2 separate regions of the Homo sapiens genome follow, and region 2 is linked to region 1. Evidence: chromatin loops called from intact Hi-C (ENCODE). Cell type or tissue: heart right ventricle. All regions are shown on one strand. Each heading gives the region's core, and the rest is flanking DNA. Links, peaks and the distances in the headings are about the cores only.

Region 1 (8,000 bases), core at 1-8,000:
TGACTTTTAATGCCATGTTGTCCCTGTATACCCTTTTGAAAGGTCTACAATGAATAACAGTAGCCAGTGATTAAAGCACCCACTAAATACCAGACACTGAGTGCTTATAGGAAGGAAGTCTTTCCTGACAGCATTTACTAGTTGCATTTTACAAATCGAGACTCCAAGAGGCTGATGAGTTTAGCCAGCATGGCAAAACTCTTAAGGCAGGAAGGCAGGATTCAAACTCAGGTCTGCATGCCCTCAAAGTTTTGTTTCTACCCCAGAACATAATACGGTCATGCACCATATAAGGACATTTCAGTCAACAACAGACTGCCTATGTGACAGTGGTCCTATAAGGTTCTATTGAAGCAAATATAGAAACCTGATACATGGCACTAGATATCAGCAATGCAGCATGAGTAGAGGAAATGATTGATATTCAGTAATAGTGCTGGAACATTTGGTTTTCCATAGGAAAAAAATATATAAATAAAAATGTACATACCACCTAGGTTTGTGTACGTACACTCCATGACGTTTGCATAACAACAAGATCACCTAAGGATGCGTTTTTCAGAACGTATCCTTGTCGTTAAGCAATGCATGACCATTCAAAGCAGTCTGACGGAGCTAACATATTATTTCCTCGATAACCGGGATGAAAGTGTCAGATGTTTGAAAATCCTGGAGTTACAGCACAGGAAATGTGAGTCATCTGAGATTTCCAGTTCTTCTTCCAGGTAACCCAGAGTTAAGTTTAATGCTCTTGCAAAAAGTTACTTTCAGGTATGAACCAGAAAGAAAAAAAAATTGCCTAAAACCCAAAGCAATGTGTGAAACTGTTAAATTGTGGTATCCTGAGTAGAGACTTCAGTAGGCAATCCAGGACTTAGGCTGTGTGGATGAGAGCTATACATACAGGCACACCAGGCCCTTTCTTCACACCCTTTTTGCTCAGCAACTTCTATTTTCTAGAAAAGCCCAACTGCCTGGCTCAGAAAATCTACTTACATAACTACTTGTCATTATCAACTACCAGGTTAGCTTTCTCTACTGATGCCCAAGCCAACATCTCACACTCCTGCAACAGCTAAGAGCATTTTAGGATTTCCATGACAAAGCCTGTTCTTTGTGCTTTAATGCTTTGCTTAGTTTTCATATTTGTTGTGAACTCAAACCTAAAAGGGGATTGTCAAATCAGGCTTACAAAACCAAAACAACAACAACAACAACAACAAAAACGGCTGGGCGGGGTGACTCACACCTGTAATCCCAGCACTTTGAGAGGCCAAGGTGGGTGGATCATGAGGTCAGGAGTTCGAGACCAGCCTGGCCAACATGGTGAAACCCCGACTCTACTAAAAATACAAATATTAGCTGGGCATGGTCGTGAGCACCTGTAATCCCAGCTACTCGGGAGGCTGAGGCAGGAGAATTGCTTGAACGGGGGAGGCGGAGGTTGCAGTGAGCTGAGGTCATGCCTCAGCACTCCAGCCCGGGCAACAGAGCGAGACTCTGGCTCAGAAAAAAAAAAAAAAAAGAAAGACAGCCATTACAAATAGAAGCAGCTGCTTTTGATTTACAAACACTGTAATCTTCCCCAGGCTTTAGATATTTTTTTTGACAACATCCAGATCAGAACCAATTTAATTTTGAAAGATAGCTAATCAGGTAATTTGCTGTAGTACCTCTCTTGTTTTTGATTTTGTAAAGGAGGCTGGGAGGCTTGCACGAAGAAACCAGCACTTTATTGAAGATTACGAATTGACCCTTCAGGTATCATAAAATGTTTACCTATAATCTCCAGAAACAAGATAACTTCTGTACATTCATTTCAGCAACTTGAGCACTTCAGAGAGCTGTGTGAAATGGTGGTACCTATTTACATGGGGAAAGCTTGAAGCTCCAAACATTTTTTTATTATGTGATACTTCCTGATCCCCTTAATGTTTTTAGTGACTTACGTAGATAAACTCTCAATTTTGAAGGAGAGGAGTTGAACAGTCTCATAATCTTGATTTTGCAGTGTTTTATACTTCCAATACCCTAACATGTACACACTTGATGAGAAACAAAATGGGTGTGGATTTGAGGATTTCACATATTGTGAGATCATTAGTGTTAACCTAAGTTTTTTATCCACTAAACTTTGTTGAGCACTTACTGTGTAATAGGAATATGAGCTCTCTATCCTTAGATTCATATTTTAGTCTGGACAACAGGGCGACCCATGAAATGTTACTTTCTGAATACTTATATTCTTACTGTGTGCCAGACTGTGTTTAAAGTGTTTTACAAATATTCAATCCTCATGACAAGCCTATAAGATAGATACTGATTTGTCTCTTTAATTACCTGTGCTTTAAATTTGATCTGACTTCAGTCTCAGCCATGAGATTTTATTTCTCTCACCATGTAATTGTATCACACAGGATAGTTTTTTAAGACCTATTTCACCTTCTAATGTAGATGAAAGTGTCACAGAGTTGATACCTGTTGCTGTCTGCTAAGTCCTCCTCTCCACAACCAATTATCTAACTGCTCCTTCTGAGCAACTTCTCTTCCTTTTCGAAAGATGCATCATGGTTATGGGGAGAGCAAAGAGCCCATAGACATTACCCTGCCAATCTGGACAGATAAATGTGAAAAGCTGCCATTCCTCCCAGTTATCCATGTCCCTGGCCTCTCCTCGGCTCCTGTCTGCAGTTAAACAGTCCTTTTTGCTCAGTGACTTACAGGCAGGAATTATGAAAATTCTTACAGGAAGCTTTAACAAGAGGAAGGAGGAAGGAACATCATGATACATTTTATAAAGGCACTTTTCAAAATGTTTTCAGCATACTGTTGTAGAAATAAACATCAATTTGGGGGTTCAAATCCCAGCTCTGCTCCATTCTTGCTGTGTGATGTTGAGCAAGTTCAACAATCCCAAGCCCTCTTCAAACCCAAAAGAAAAGGAGCAGGGCCCCAAAGAAATGGACCCCCTTGGTTGGAGTATATTGTACAGGATTTCAGGTTATATAAGTAGAGGTTGAAGGTGGCTATTTTCTTTGTACAGCTTAAACGTTTGATTTTCCAAATCAGGAAACTTCATTTCTAAGTGTGCTAAATAGAATCTATAGGCTTCCTTCAGCTGACAAAAGGGAAGCAGCTGAAAATTGGTATACGCGTTGCCTTTAATTCAAGCTTTTGTGCCCTTTTTTTGGTCCTTATCGTTTAGGAGATTATATGCAGCTCCTGACCCCCAGGGAGAGAACAGCATCAAAGCACCCTCTAACCAGGGCAGAATGAGGCTGGTGACCTGAATTTTCTGGCTTCTGTGGGTTTATGTCTAATCTCCAGTGTTCCTTCAGGTGGTATTTTGTGCTTAATTATACTTAAAGGTTTGGAGGGTTCCATAGGTGGAATTCCATCTGAAGCCCAAACCGTCAAACCATCAGCTCCCAGGTTGCCATTTGAAGCTTCTTATTTTTAATCGTGCAGGTCTTTACCCAAGATGTGTTTTTTCTCATGTTAAAGGGTTTTTGTCTTTTAAGCAGCCATTTATACATACAAAAAGCAGTGTTTTGTTCAGGAATAAAATCACCTGAATAAATCTAAATCTGTCATGTAAATATTTCACCAATTATTACTAAGGGCTTTTTAATGATTCCTCTTTGTAACCTCTCCCTGCAGTCTAAGTCACTCCACTGGGGTAGGAAATATAAAACCCAAAATGTATTTGGAGCACAGCTGTATAGAACATCAATCTGAACCATGATGTGGTAAGAACCATAAGTGAACATGAAAGTTAAGAGGGACCAGAATGTAATGAGACAGGCAGGCTCTATCCCCATTTTACAGATATTGAAACTGAGGCCTTGGAAAACTACATGGGGTTATTGGTGCAATTAAAGCACTTATCTGGGACCTGCAGCTCCTTTCCTACCCCTCTCGGTAATGTCTTAGATTTACCAGCTAAAGGTCATTAAGCCATACTGCCTCTTTCAGTTAGTATTACATATTCAAAATCTGTTTGCATCCTTCCAGGGGAAGGGCCGTGCCCAAAGGGGACAGCACTGCTCTCTCTTATCAAAACAGGGCCTTCTTGGAGCTTACTAACGACCTTAAAGCCCACAACAAGCAGCTCAAATATATGGGTTAGGCAGCATGGGGCTGACACCCTGGGGCAGAGCTGAGATGATTTGGTTTACACCCCCTAAAATGCCAGGCTATATTCTATATCCTGAAGGTGCCTTAGTTGACAGGAGGTGGAAGTCAGGGGGTATCTTGGCTAAGGGAACAGGTGGCTAAAAGAAACCATGTAATGATATTAGGATGACCACCTCAAGATGACTGCAGCTCCTCCTCAGCTATCACTGTACCTTCAATCTGTGCAACAGATCTCTATGAAAAATGCACGTCTCATCTTCTTATACCTTCCCTGTCCTTGCTTTCATGATGCAGGCCAAGGGTTCTGAGTTCCAGAGTGGATGACCTAGGCTGGAGCTCTGGCTTTGTTATTGAGCTGTGTGACTTTGGGTCTGTTACTCACCTTCTCTGTACCTCAATCTCTTCATTTTTCAAATGTAAATAATAGAAGTATTTATCCCATGGGGTTAATAGCATCAATAATAAATTGATACATTTAAAGAGCATAACACACTAAATATTCAATGATGTTACCTATTATTAGGTTGATGCTTATGAACACTCAACCATTTGTTGTTTACATAAATGACAATTTTGGATGGGGTTCAACCTATTATTAAAGTTCTCAGCCTTACTGAAGCTTCATCTTTCCTTTTTGATTTAACTTAAGCATCACCTGCTCCTGGAAGCCTTTCCTGATGTTCAGTCTGAGTTCATTCCCACATACAATCATGTGTTCATTTACTCAACCTGACAGTATTGAGCACTCATGGCCACGTGCCAGGCAGTGGAAATTAAACAGTGAGCGAAAATCCAGGCAGGAAAGACACAACCTAGTAGACAATCAATAGAATCAGTGCCTCTCTAGGCCAGTAGAGGGCGCTAGGAGCGGGGAAGACATGCTTGAAAATAGGATCTCGATGGAGAGCCTGAGTTGAGGACAGGGAAATCTTCCCGGAGCACATAACCTTTACCCAAGACTGGCAGAAAGAGTAGGAATTGGTCAGATGAAGAGGAGAAGATTCTTCCAGAAACACCTGGACCTTGCTGTGAAGAGAGAGCCTGGGGAAGAGAAGCATGTCAGATGTGGCTGCAGAAAGAGAGCCTGTGGTGGAGACGGCAGTTAAAGAGTCCATATTACAGAGACCCAATCATAAAAGGCCTTGTAAGTCACCAAAAGAAATCTGGGCACAATCTAAGGATGCGCTCACTGCCAGGAACGTGCAAGTGCAAGGTTGCATCTGAGCAAGCCCTTCCTAACATTTGTCCTGAGGTGTCTTGCTGGTCTCCCTCTAGTCCTAGTCCTGCTGGGCTTTATCTTGAGGTCAACAGGAAACCCTTGAAGGGTTTCCAAAGGAGAGAGATACTTCCTTAACAGCATTTGAGGTGGTTCACTCTAGCTCACCTTGGGTAATGCACCAGAGAGAGGAAAGAGGAAGGCAGAAAGACAGGCAGTTATTCAGGCATGAACAATACCATGAATGGAGGCCTTTATCTCCAGCAAATCACTTATGACACTGATCTGTAATTTGTTTGTCTTTCACTAGACTCCGAATCCCTTGAGAATGAGGACTCAGGAGTCTCCCCCACCACCTTAACCTGTAGGACCAGTACATAATAGATAGTCGCTAAACGGTACCTATTATAATTGTAGCTACTGTTACTAATACTTTCTATTGTTAAAATTGAGATAGACAAATGCTATTGCTATAGTCCCACTTAGCAAATTGGATCCCATGGAATATTAACCTTCTGAGGTGTGTTAACCAATGTTTGGGGTACTGAGAGGGAAGGAGGTCCCCGAAGTCAAAGAAATTTGGGAAACATTTGCTTATAAACATTAAATGAGCCGGCGCGGTGGTTCACGCCTATAATCCCAGCACTTTGGGAGGCTGAGGTGGGCAGATCTCTTGAGTCCAGGAGTGTGAGACCAGTCTGGGCAACATGGTGAAATCCCATCTCTACAAAAAAAAAATTAGCCCGTCATGGTGGTGTCGTGTGGTCCTAGCTACTGGGGAGGTTAAGGTGGGAGGATTCCTTGGGCCAAGAAGACGAAGGTTGCAGTGAGCCAAGATCGTGCCCCTGCACTCCAGCCTGGGCAACAAAGTGAGCACTCTGTCTCAAACAAAACAAAACAAAACATTAAATGGCATTAGTATACACACATATGTTTCTAAACTCTCACTGCTGAGAGAGTCTGAAAGCAACAACACCTCAGTAGCAATGAGTGACCAAAAGTGGAAAAATTTGAATAACAAGATAAATAACATAGTACTGGATTATAACTCAATGTACAATACTGACATCCATGAATCCATGCTGATATACATACATGGTTGAATAAATAAATGGAAGAGATGAGACACATTTCCCATGCAGAAGAATCACAAGTGATTTATGTAGACACCCCCCTTGCAAGGAGATGGAGCCTCCCTACCCCTTAAGCTTGGGCTTGGGCTTAGTGACTTCCTTCCAAAGAGTATGGTAAGGAAACATGAAAAAAGAGTAATCATGTGGTGGAGAAACCTGACAAATACTAAGTCAGCCAGGTGATCAAGCTTAACATCGTCACTAATAAGCCATGTTGGTAACATGTGCCTTTCATAGGATGTGATGAGAATGGCACTGTACTTTGGTAGTCTTTGTCCCCAAAACCCATCACCCCTGTCTAATCATGAGAAGAACAGCAGACACGCCCAAAGGGAGGGACATTCTGCCAAATACCTAACCAGCACTTCTTAAAACATTCATGGTTAACAAACATAAGAAAAGTCTGAGAAATTGTTCCAAGCAAAAAGACCCTATAGAGACATGATGACCAAATGCAACGTGGTATTGTGCAGGGAAGCCTGAAAATATTATGAAAAAACTGAAGAAATCTGAATAAAGTGTGGAGTTTAGCTAATAATACAGTGGTTCCTTGGTATATGCAGAGAATTGGTTTCAGGACCCCTGCATTGACCAAAATCCTCAAGTCCTGCAGTCAACCCTGAGGAACCACATAGACGAAAAGGTCAGCCCGCCCTGTATGAGGGCTTTTCATCTCACACATGCGTATTTTTGATCCGCCTTTGGCTGAAAAAAATGCAGGTGTAAGTAAACCCATGCAGTTCAAACCCATTGTTCAAGGGTCAACTGTAATGTATTAATATTGGTTCATTAGTTTTGACAAACTAAGGATCATACTAAGATCAGACTAAGATCATACTAACGTAAGATCTTGACAGCTGGGGAAAATGGGCACAGCATACATGAGAATTCTCTCTACCGTCATTGCAATTCTTATGTAAATCTAAAAGCATTCTAAAGTAAAAAGTCTACTTAAAAAAAATAAATGATGTCTTTACTATCTGACTTCTCAAATGCTTTAATATGCTGAGACATTTTGAGTATTCCCAAATTAATATGACTAAAGAACTGAATAGCTGTTACATTCTCGGGTCCTAGGGTTCTCTAGAATAGTTAGGAATGATAATAATAATAGCTAACATTTATTAGAGAGGCTCTGAGCTTCGTGGTTAATAACTTTATCCCGTGAGCCAGACTCCCTGCTCACCTATGACCATCACTACTTAAGAGCTGTATAATCAAGGCTGGGCATGGTGGCTCTCCCCTGTAATCCCAGCATTTTAGGAGGCCGAGGTGAGCGGATCACAAGGTCAGGAGTTTGAGACCAGCCTGGCCAACATGGTGAAACCCTGTCTCTACTAAAAATACAAAAATTAGCCAGGCATGGTGACATCCACCTGTAGCCCCAGCTACTTGGGAGGCTGAGGCAGGAGAATTGCTTGAATCCAGAAGGCAGAGGTTGCAGTGAGCCAAGATCATGCCACTGCACTCCAGCCTGGGCGACAGAGCAAGACTCTGTCTCGAAAAAAAAAAAA
Region 2 (9,446 bases), core at 1-8,000, 110 kb after region 1:
AGGAGAGTAGGTAAACATCATGGTTCTTTACTAATTTCTTTCCATATAAAAAAGGAGGTTTCTAGGAAATTTCCAGAAACTTGATTACAATTTCTTCATCACATACTGATTTGCTATATATTGTTTTTCTAGCCAGGTCCATGTTCAAAAAGGGGTGAAGACTTGAGAGTATTACCCAGTGGGGTGTGTTTGTGTGTGTGTGTGTGTGAGAGAGATATTAGGACTTAATGAAATAATACTATATACTATAGGAGTGGGACCAGAAGAGAGAGAGGAAGAGAGAGATGGAAGAGGGATGGGTGAGTCAGTCTTGCCCAAAATGGTTGTATGCTTTGGCTAAATTCTCAAAGTAGTCACTCAAAGGCATATTTGATTTTGCATGTGAATAAACTAATAACTCTTGCTGAGTATCATTGTATTTTATCCCAACCAATCCCTCTCCAGAACTCAGAGCAGCTTTATCATAAATAACAATTATTGGTAAAGGTATAGTGTAACTTTACATGAAAATTGTTTTTTTCAAGGTACATACATCATGATCAAAATTTAATATTTGATGTAAATATTTAAATATCTTAGGAGCAATTATTTGATTCTCTCCCCTTTTCATATGAAATAAAAACAAATGTATGGCATTGCGTTCATGACAGTATTTACTGCTTAGCAAAGAAAAAAAGAAGTATTGAGGCAATTATTTGAATAATTATTTGAAAAATTATCTAATTAAGGAGGGAAAAATGTAAACGGTTAGCTCTAGGACACACCAGAAAACAGTTCATAGCACTTTACTGTTACAGGCAGGGAGGTTTAAAAAAATCTTTAAGATTTGTCATAGCAAGCTTTCTTCTCTTGGTTCTTGAGCTATGAAGTAGTCTTTTTCTACTCAGAGCTAAATCTTTAAAAGTAATACCCCATAATCCAAAAGTTAGGAATTCCTGAGTTTAGCTCTCACAAAAAATAATGTACCATCTTTGCAAAGCATACTGCGAAAGGAGGTCTTTTCAAATGTCTTGTCTCAAATGGGAAACAAACCTGGGACCATATTGAATCCTGCAGTTTTTTTTAATGAGGGCAAGAGTAGGGAAATCTTGCAGATAAGTCTCCTAGCTCAGACCTGGCCAAGTGCTCAGTAATGGGCAGGAGGGCAGGCAGATATCAGAGAAAGCTGCCTGTGTTCCTAACTGCAGGAGGATGGAGAAGAATCTCTGCAATTCCTCAAAAACTTTCTAAAATGTAAGGTGGACAGGTCATTTTTAAATATTGTTGCTGTTCAAGAATTGAGCCATAATGGTCCCTGGCCTCTTTTTTTATAACTAATCATACTTTTAAAAGACTATTTTTTCCAAATTTGTATTGCAATTAATGTGTGCCTGAACTATAAGACATTTTCTATCCTCCTAATTATGAAAGCAGCCTGTGTCAACCAATGGTTTATGCAGAGATTTAAGATTCCAACACACAGTTGCAAAGATCTGAAGGAAATATACAAACTGTTACACACACAAAGCAACATACACAAAACAGCAAGCACAAATATCAGTCACTGCCAACAGTTCACTATCCTAAGCAAAACATAGTTTGCACTTCTATAGAAGCTACTGGCTTCTAGAAAGAGCAAGAGTACCAGCAGTCATATTTAGCGTCTATGGTGTATTAACATATAAAGAAAACAGCAGTCATTAAAGACAACCCAGCTTTTAAAATACATATAAGTCCTTGTCCAGCAGTTAGCCAATCAGAAAGCAGGTCACATCTTGTTAGCTGTATTAAATACACGAAACGTCATGAATTCTCTATGGCTCTGTTGACAATTCAAGCCAACTGTGTTTTATCCCATAGCACAAACTTAATGGAGTCCCTTCCTAGAGTTAAAAGTCAATCTTCAATCTAAAATTCCACCAGAGCTATTCCCTAAAAGCTCTTTGGCATAAATCTTGTGGTATTTATACTCTGCAGAGAAGACTAAATTCCTAGCAATTTCCACTTCCTAAAGTGACTTTGGTGCACCTATAACAAACTCCTTTTCCGAACACTTCCACACAAAGCCCCAACTTACAGGCAGATGGACAATCCAGCAGCAAGACCTGCCAGCTGAGCTAGCACAGAGAAAAAGTCAACTGACATAAAATATTTAAATTGCAGGAGGCGAGTCTGGAGTTTTGCATTTAAAAAGTTCTGAAAGTCCTGTTCTCTCTGCTCCCAGAGTTGCTGGCTGCCTAGGAGGCTGAGTCTCCCTCTCTCAGGCACAAGATCTCAAATATGCAAAAACTAGAGCTGACTTGAAAGCTGAACCAGCTCCTGTCCTAAGGTAGAGTGATAGGGGGGCACGGCCGACAGCAATAGGAGAAAGTCTAGAGTCCCCTTGCCCCAAGCAACTGGTTTCTGATTTTAACACTGAAATATACAAACATGTGTCCCTCCAGGGCTAGTTCTGAGAAGTAGGCAGGTTTACTCTTCTGCCCCTTTTTACCTCGATTTTGGTGACTCTGAAAAGTAAATACAGGTCAAAGCAGACTTCCTCTAGGATTTGTAAAAAAGAAAATATATATATATATATATATATATATATATATATATATATATACACATATGTATATATATATATATATATATATATATACACATATGTATATATATATATAGCCAGATGCAAACAATCACAAAATTCCTTGGAATTATATCTCAAGAAACACCAACAGGACTGACTCAGAGCCTGTAAAACACCAGAGTTCTGGAAGAGCAACATTTCTGGAAACCCGGCATGTGAATCAAGTGCTGGGTTGTCTCAAGATTCCGGCAGAAACTGTCCTCTGCTACAAGAGTTGCTGTGCCTGGAAACCCAGCGTCCAAACTCGTGGATTCATCCTGGCGCTCATTTCCACGTACGTGGTAGTATCAAGTGGGACACTTCCCATAGAATTCAGCCAGAAACCCTAGGAAAAGCTCATGCATAGCTTAACAAAAATACACAAACACATCCCCAAGGTTGAAGTACTTACCTCTGTGCGAGACTGCAGTCTCTTGTTCATCTCATAGATTCGGTACTCTGGCTGTACCATGTATGGTGTATGCCTCCTATAAAATGGGCCGAAAGGAGAAGAATAGAAGGGGTCATGTGGTGTGCTGGACATCTTGCCTGCTTTTCGAAAATCAAGCTAAACAGAGTATCAGTAACGTCCATGCAGAGCACATGGGCTGTGTTCTTCCCAGTACAAAGTAGACGCACGCACACACGCTCACACACACACAGAGGCAGGCAGGCAGGCAGGCTGAACACGCTGGCTGGGAACTGCTGTCGGAGCCCTCTATAGCAGGAGAGGAGAGGGAGAGGAGAGGAGGGAGGGAAAGAGGGAGGGAGGGAGGGAGCACGGGAGAGGAGGGAGAGGGAGAGAGCAGGAGCTCCAGAGAGGGAGGGAGGTTGGTATGGAGGAAGGGAGGGAAGAAGGGAGGGAGGGAGGGAGGGAGGAGGGAGGGAGGGAGGGGGAGAGAGAGAGAGAGAGAGAGAGAGAGAGAGAGAGAGAGAGAGAGAGAGAGAGAGAGAGAGAGAGGAGCTGGATAGCTTTAGGCACCACTGCTTGTTTTTAAAGAAGCAGTTTGTGGAGAGGTCATTTCCTGTCCACATTGTAGACTAGTTCACAAATATAATTCTCCTCACAGTCTGACAAGAGGTCTAAGGTTTGGTTTTAATTTTTTTCCTCCAGCCAGGACCCTTCACAACCTGATTGCTAAGCTTGTTAGCATAGAGGTGGTCTAACCGCTACATGAGCCGCTCACCCCTGACAACCACACTGTTGTAATGTATCAGAAATGTTGATTACTACAAAATACAGAAACACGGGCACTGTGGTGCCCCGAATTGGGACCGGTGATTCACTCACATGCAGAGATTTATTTCAGCACTAATCTCCCTATGTAGTTTTGCTTTACTTGCTGTTGTTCCAAGGGCTGTTATATTCTTTGCCCTCCACTCCATCTCACTCCCATCTCTCCCCACTCACCCCTCTTCCCAGCCACCTCCCTCTTCTCCAAAGACTTCATTCAGGCCCTTAAGGTGCCTGGGCATTTTCAGGTAAAAACAGTCGTTCTGAATGTGGAAGGTATAAAATACACTTAAGGAGAGCAATGGTCTTTTTTCCCAGGAAGGAAAAACAAACAAACAAACAAACAAAAAACCCAAACAGACCTCCCAATAAGACAGGAAAAGCAAAGAAGGAGAAAACTGCCACAAAAATGACCACGGAAAATTTGGTTGAGAAGGAAATTGCAAATAATTGAATGGATCATCCCCAGATAACATGTCCAACTCTTATGGAGACAAAGTCTGTATTTTCCAAGATTGGTCAAGTAAACAAATATTTTCCCAACTGTGGTATATGATAACCATAAGAAATCCCAACAGCCCATGGAAGGGGAAAATCTCTATAGAGAATTAAACAATCTATAAAATAATCAAATTCTGCTAGAACCCACTATAACCAGAGATACGACACTTAAACAAAGCCCAGCCACACAAAATTTAAATGTATTGAGCTAACACCTAGGTAGGTCAGTGGTATTAAGGAAATAAAGCAAAGGACCACCAAAAAGCATAATGAATTCAAGACCTGAATGCAAATGCATGCAAATGAGACATTTCTTCTTTTTAATAAGCAGATTAATTAACTTTCTGCCCCAATCATGGCTTGGGTATCTCCAAGTCACTAGCCAACAGGGGATAGAGTATTGCTAATTCTGCAATTTACACTCTTAAAAATACTCAGACACAGAAAAGTGTATTGCTGTCTTGATCAGTCCTTCTTCATAATTGCATGAAATATTTGCTGAGTCCACCCCAAACTTCCAGCAGCGCAGCCTAACACACTAATGTCGCTTCCCAGGATGAGATTAGGGTAGGTATTACACTAAGGCTGCTTGGAACTTGCGCTAGGAGACCCCAAGGCAGGCGAGAATGCTTGGTTTCAGGTTTCATTACAAATCCGAAAGCTGGACCAAATTTGCTGCAAGGTTTGTCAAAACACACAACCTTCTAAAGACAGGATTTCAAACAATTTTGGCATGATTTACGTTTTGGTATGGCAGCCACTGCAAAACCTAATGGTTCCTTATGTTTAAACTCTCAAACTAAAGACATTCTGAAAGTTTAGTGTCTGCCTGAGTTTGTGTTAATGTGACCATTTCAGTGCAAGAATGAAAGTAACACCTAGGCAGGCCTGTGCAGGCCAATAGTAACAAAAAAAAATGAAACAGTTCAAAAATCCATTTAGGAAGGGAATCCCTCTCTGAATAAGGTTCTGGTTTGCTCTCATTTGTTTCTGCAGACCATTGCCAATTATAATTGGAAATATTTCTTGCCATTAATAGTGAAAGACTCTCATTTCAGAACTATCTGAAACTTGATAATGCTGATCCATATCCCTGATTCTCATCCCCGTTATTTCAGGAGTCTCCGAACTGGTCCCCCTGCCCACAGATTCACAGTCCTCTTCTAACTTGTGGTCTGTCCTTATTCAAATGAGAATGTGGATTTCAGATAAGTGAAAGCGATCATGTCCCATGTTTTCCCCCTCAGTGTTTCCCTGCTGCCAGAAGGAAAACGTGCAAGTTCCTTAGGAACATGGCATACAGGGCTCGGTAAGACCCGCACTTCTGTGCTGTCTCTTTCTCCCTCTGTCACATACACACACACACTCACACACACTCATTCATTTACTCATTTGTGTGTTCATTCATTTATTTATTTGCTATACTTGATCTTCCTAAACTTGCAATCTTTCTTATGCATGGCCACATTTGTACTTCTGGCCCTAGTTTACCTACAAACTGCTACTTATCCTTCTATTAAATTAAATTGTCTCCTCCATAAATCTTTTTAAATTACACATTCATTTGTTTATTTATTCAACAAATATTCCATTCACAGTGGATAGAGGCAGAGCCAACAGCAGGGCCAGAGCACGTTTCAACCCTAGCTCCACCATCTAGTTGTCGCGTGAACCTGAGCAAAGGACTCAGTCTCTCTGCACCTCAGTTATCTCATTGCAAGATGAGGACAATGATAGAAACTAGTCTATAAGATTGTTGCTAAGGATTAGCAAATACATCCAAATGCATTAGAACCCTGTCATCTAAACGCTCAAATAATAACATGATAGGCCGGGTGCAGTGGCTCACGCCTGTAATCCCAGCACTTTGGGAGGCCGAGGCGGGCGGATCACGAGGTTAGGAGTTTGAGACCAGCCTGACCAACATGGTGAAACCCTGTCTCTACTAAAAATACAAAAATTAGCCGGGTGTGGTGGCACGTGCCTGACCAGCTACTCAGGTGGCTGAGGCAGGAGAACTCCTTGAACCTGGGAGATGGAGGTTGCATTGAGCCGAGATCGTGCAATTGCACTCCAGCCTGGGTGACAGACCGAGACTCCGTCTCCAAAAAAAAAAAAAAAAAAAAAAAAGGAAAAGAAAAACTAGCTGGACATGGTAGTGGGTGCGTGTAATCCCAGCTACTCAGGAGGCTGAGGCAGGAGAATCGCTTGAACCTGGGAAGTGGAGGTTGCAGTGAGCCGAGATCTCACCACTGCACACCATCCCGGGCAACAGAGCAAGACCCTGTCTCAAATAATAATAAAAATAATAATAATAACATGATTATTAGGTACCTGATATCTGCTTAGGTTCTAGGGATCATTGGGAGGCCAAGGTGACATAGCACACAGGCTACCTGCCTTCCTGCCCCTTGCCATCTAGTGAGGGCAAGGGAAAGACAGTGTAGAAGAGCTAGTAAATATTTGGGAACATAATTTTAAACTATAGTGCAAGCTCTGTGCGGTGGCTCACGCCTGTAATCCCAGCACTTTGGGAGGCCGAGGCAGGTGAATCAGGAGGTCAGGAGTTTGAGACCAGCCTGGCCAACATAGTGAAACCCCATCTCTACTAAAAATACAAAATATTAACCACGTGTAGTGGCAGATGCCTGTAATCCCAGCTACTCAGGAGGCTGAGGCAGAAGAATCATGTGAACCCGGGAGGTGGAGGTTGCAGTGAGCTGAGATCGCACCACTGTGCTCCAGCCTGGGCAACAGAGTGAGACTCCATCTCAAAAAAAAAAAAAAAAATTCATCCTCCCCCTTGGTGTCGTCAGTGTAGTGTAGTTTCTATATTCTTCTATTAGAGGACTTATATTAATACATAAAAGGAACAAATACTGTCACTTGTTCAGTACTTGCTATGTGCCAGCCACTGTACTGAGTGGTCTACACAATCACTCTTAGTTTATCTTGCAATAAATCTATGGAATTGATTTGATTACTATTCCCATTTTACCCAATGGGAAACTGAGGCTATGAGAGGCTAAGAAAGTTCTTTGAAGTCATGCAATGAATAAGTGACAGAGACAAAATTCACAGCCAGTTTGCCTGACTGCTTGACTTAAGCATTTTGCTGCTCAGAGGTCAGGTCCATCCTCATCTCAAGGGCATTTCTGTTCTTTGTCCCCGGTGGCCAGCGTGGTGCTGAGCCCATAGTAGATGCTCAAGACACATGGACCTGACTAAATGGAAGAAGAAGCAAAGGATAAAGTGGCTCCCCTCACTTGGATTTTATTCTTCGTTGTCTTGCTTAGTTTCAGACACTCAATGCCCCCTGCCTCGCTCCGACCCCTGTCCCTGAAGCCCTGCCCTGCAAATCACCACTCCCATCTTTGTTATTGTCCCAGATCTCCCAGCATAGATTCCTAAATCCACAAGCTAGGAGTTGAATCCTTTGCACCGCCAGGTTACCGGGTTGTCTTTGTCGTTCATCTGTTTGTCTTCTTTCTTGCTTCTTGAAGGATCAGCTATGACTGGTCTTCTGGGTCAAGGATGAGCTAAGAAGTGAAGAAAACAAAGTGCTTATTTTAAGATTGTAAATCAACTCCTTCAGAAAACCATAGAGAATTGCAAGTATGCAGTATTTGTACCCTAGCAAAGAATAAACAAGTCTAACCCCCAACACAACAGTTCTATTACCCCCAAAGATTAAGCCATGCTCGTTTACGCATCATTTTGTGTATTGAGTATGAATGAGTTCCCAAAGTCCTCATGCAGACGTTCAGGGTGCTCTAAAAGCTGGCCTGCCCTTTACACTCGGGACCTAATTTAGCTGCATTCACCTTAGGTTTAACCCAGAGAATGATTATTGTTCCTTTAAGTGGAAATACTTACCCACAGTTTAAAAAGTGAAGAATTTCACATACAATCCAGATTTTCATCTTCTCTGAAAAATTATAAGCTCTGACCACCCTTGGCCCCATCCCTGCTGCATGGCAGTGTGCAGTGGGGCCAGCCTCTTTGTGCTTGCCCGTTCACCATGGTCTCTGTCACTCTACAGCCGTCCCCTCCAATGTCCCTAATTTCCATTTACCTGCCTGGTTCTTCCAAGTATTTGAAACATTGTCCTTTTTCTTAATCTATCAATTGCATCCTTTCCAAATCCTTCAACCAAGCACTGTTTGCTTCAGACAGCCAGCTTTCTTACCACTCTTCAATTCCCTTTCTCTACCATTCCTTACCTCTTTCTTTCTTTTTTTTTTTTTTTTTTTATGGAGTTTTTGCTCTGTTGCCCAGGCTGGAGTACAGTGGTGCAATCTTGGCTCACTGCAACCTCCACCTCCTGGGTTCAAGCGATTCTCCTGCCTCAGCCTCCCAGGTAGCTGGGATTATAGGCGCCCACGACCATGCCTGGCTAATTTTTGTATTTTTAGTAGAGACAGGGTTTCACCATGTTGGCCAGGCTGGTCTTGAACTCCTGACCTCAGGTGATCTACCCACCTTGGCCTCCCAAAAAGCTAGGATTACAGGCGTGAGCCACCTCGCCCAACCCTTCCTTACCTATTACTGTGCCCTATACAACCTGCTTCTTCAGTCAATAAGCATTTCACTAATAGGTAAAGGCAAGGTAGAGCTGAGATGTGGTGAGGAATACAGATAAATGAAAACATAGAAGGCGTGGCAGATTTCAACCCTGGTGCCACCACTTAGTTGTCACGTGAACCTGAGCAAATGACTCAGTCTCTCTGCACCTCAGTCATCTCATTGCAAGATGGGGACAATGATAAAAACTAGTCTATAAGATTGTTGCTAAGGATTAGCAAATACATCTGACAGCATTAGAACCCTCACATCTAAATGCTCAAATAATAACATGATTATTAGGTACCCAGCATCTGCTTAGGTGCTAGGGATCATTGGGAGGCCAAGGTGATGTGGCACACAGGCTACCTGCCTTCCTGCCCCTTGCCATCTAGTGTCTGCCTTCAGGCAACTTAGCAGACATGCAAAACTATGCTTCTTTCATTCAACAAGGTATATATTGAGCCCCTACTATGTACTAAGCACCATGCCAAGTGCTGGTAATATTGCTCCAACAACCAAACCGAAGGAAACACAGAACTAATCCCTTACTCCAGGAGA

Evidence for each region. Peaks named below come from ENCODE experiments on the same cell type or tissue, not always from the same donor. Only the 100,000 strongest peaks of a DNase experiment are listed, where the experiment ranks them.
Region 2: a loop joins it to region 1, with 19 times the contacts of the local background. A loop is called at or near these places in 12 of 110 quality-filtered maps.

Annotation. Positions count from the first base shown.
Region 1 is chr4:16,790,048-16,798,047 of GRCh38, forward strand. The region is part of intron 1 of LDB2 (LIM domain binding 2); the gene reads right to left. Among named protein-coding and RNA genes, the nearest start is that of LDB2, 100 kb to the right of the region's middle. In heart right ventricle, for the core only: a CTCF peak has its summit at 4,989 (motif pointing right); a DNase peak (open chromatin) is centred at 4,964; H3K27ac peaks cover 1,375 bases.
Region 2 is chr4:16,895,355-16,904,800 of GRCh38, forward strand. LDB2 (LIM domain binding 2) reads right to left here and starts at 3,291. Exons shown (of 8, transcript NM_001290.5): 1 at 3,000-3,291. The coding sequence starts at 3,131. In heart right ventricle, for the core only: no CTCF peak of the experiment used is centred there; a DNase peak (open chromatin) is centred at 3,257; H3K4me3 peaks cover 3,852 bases; H3K27ac peaks cover 4,861 bases.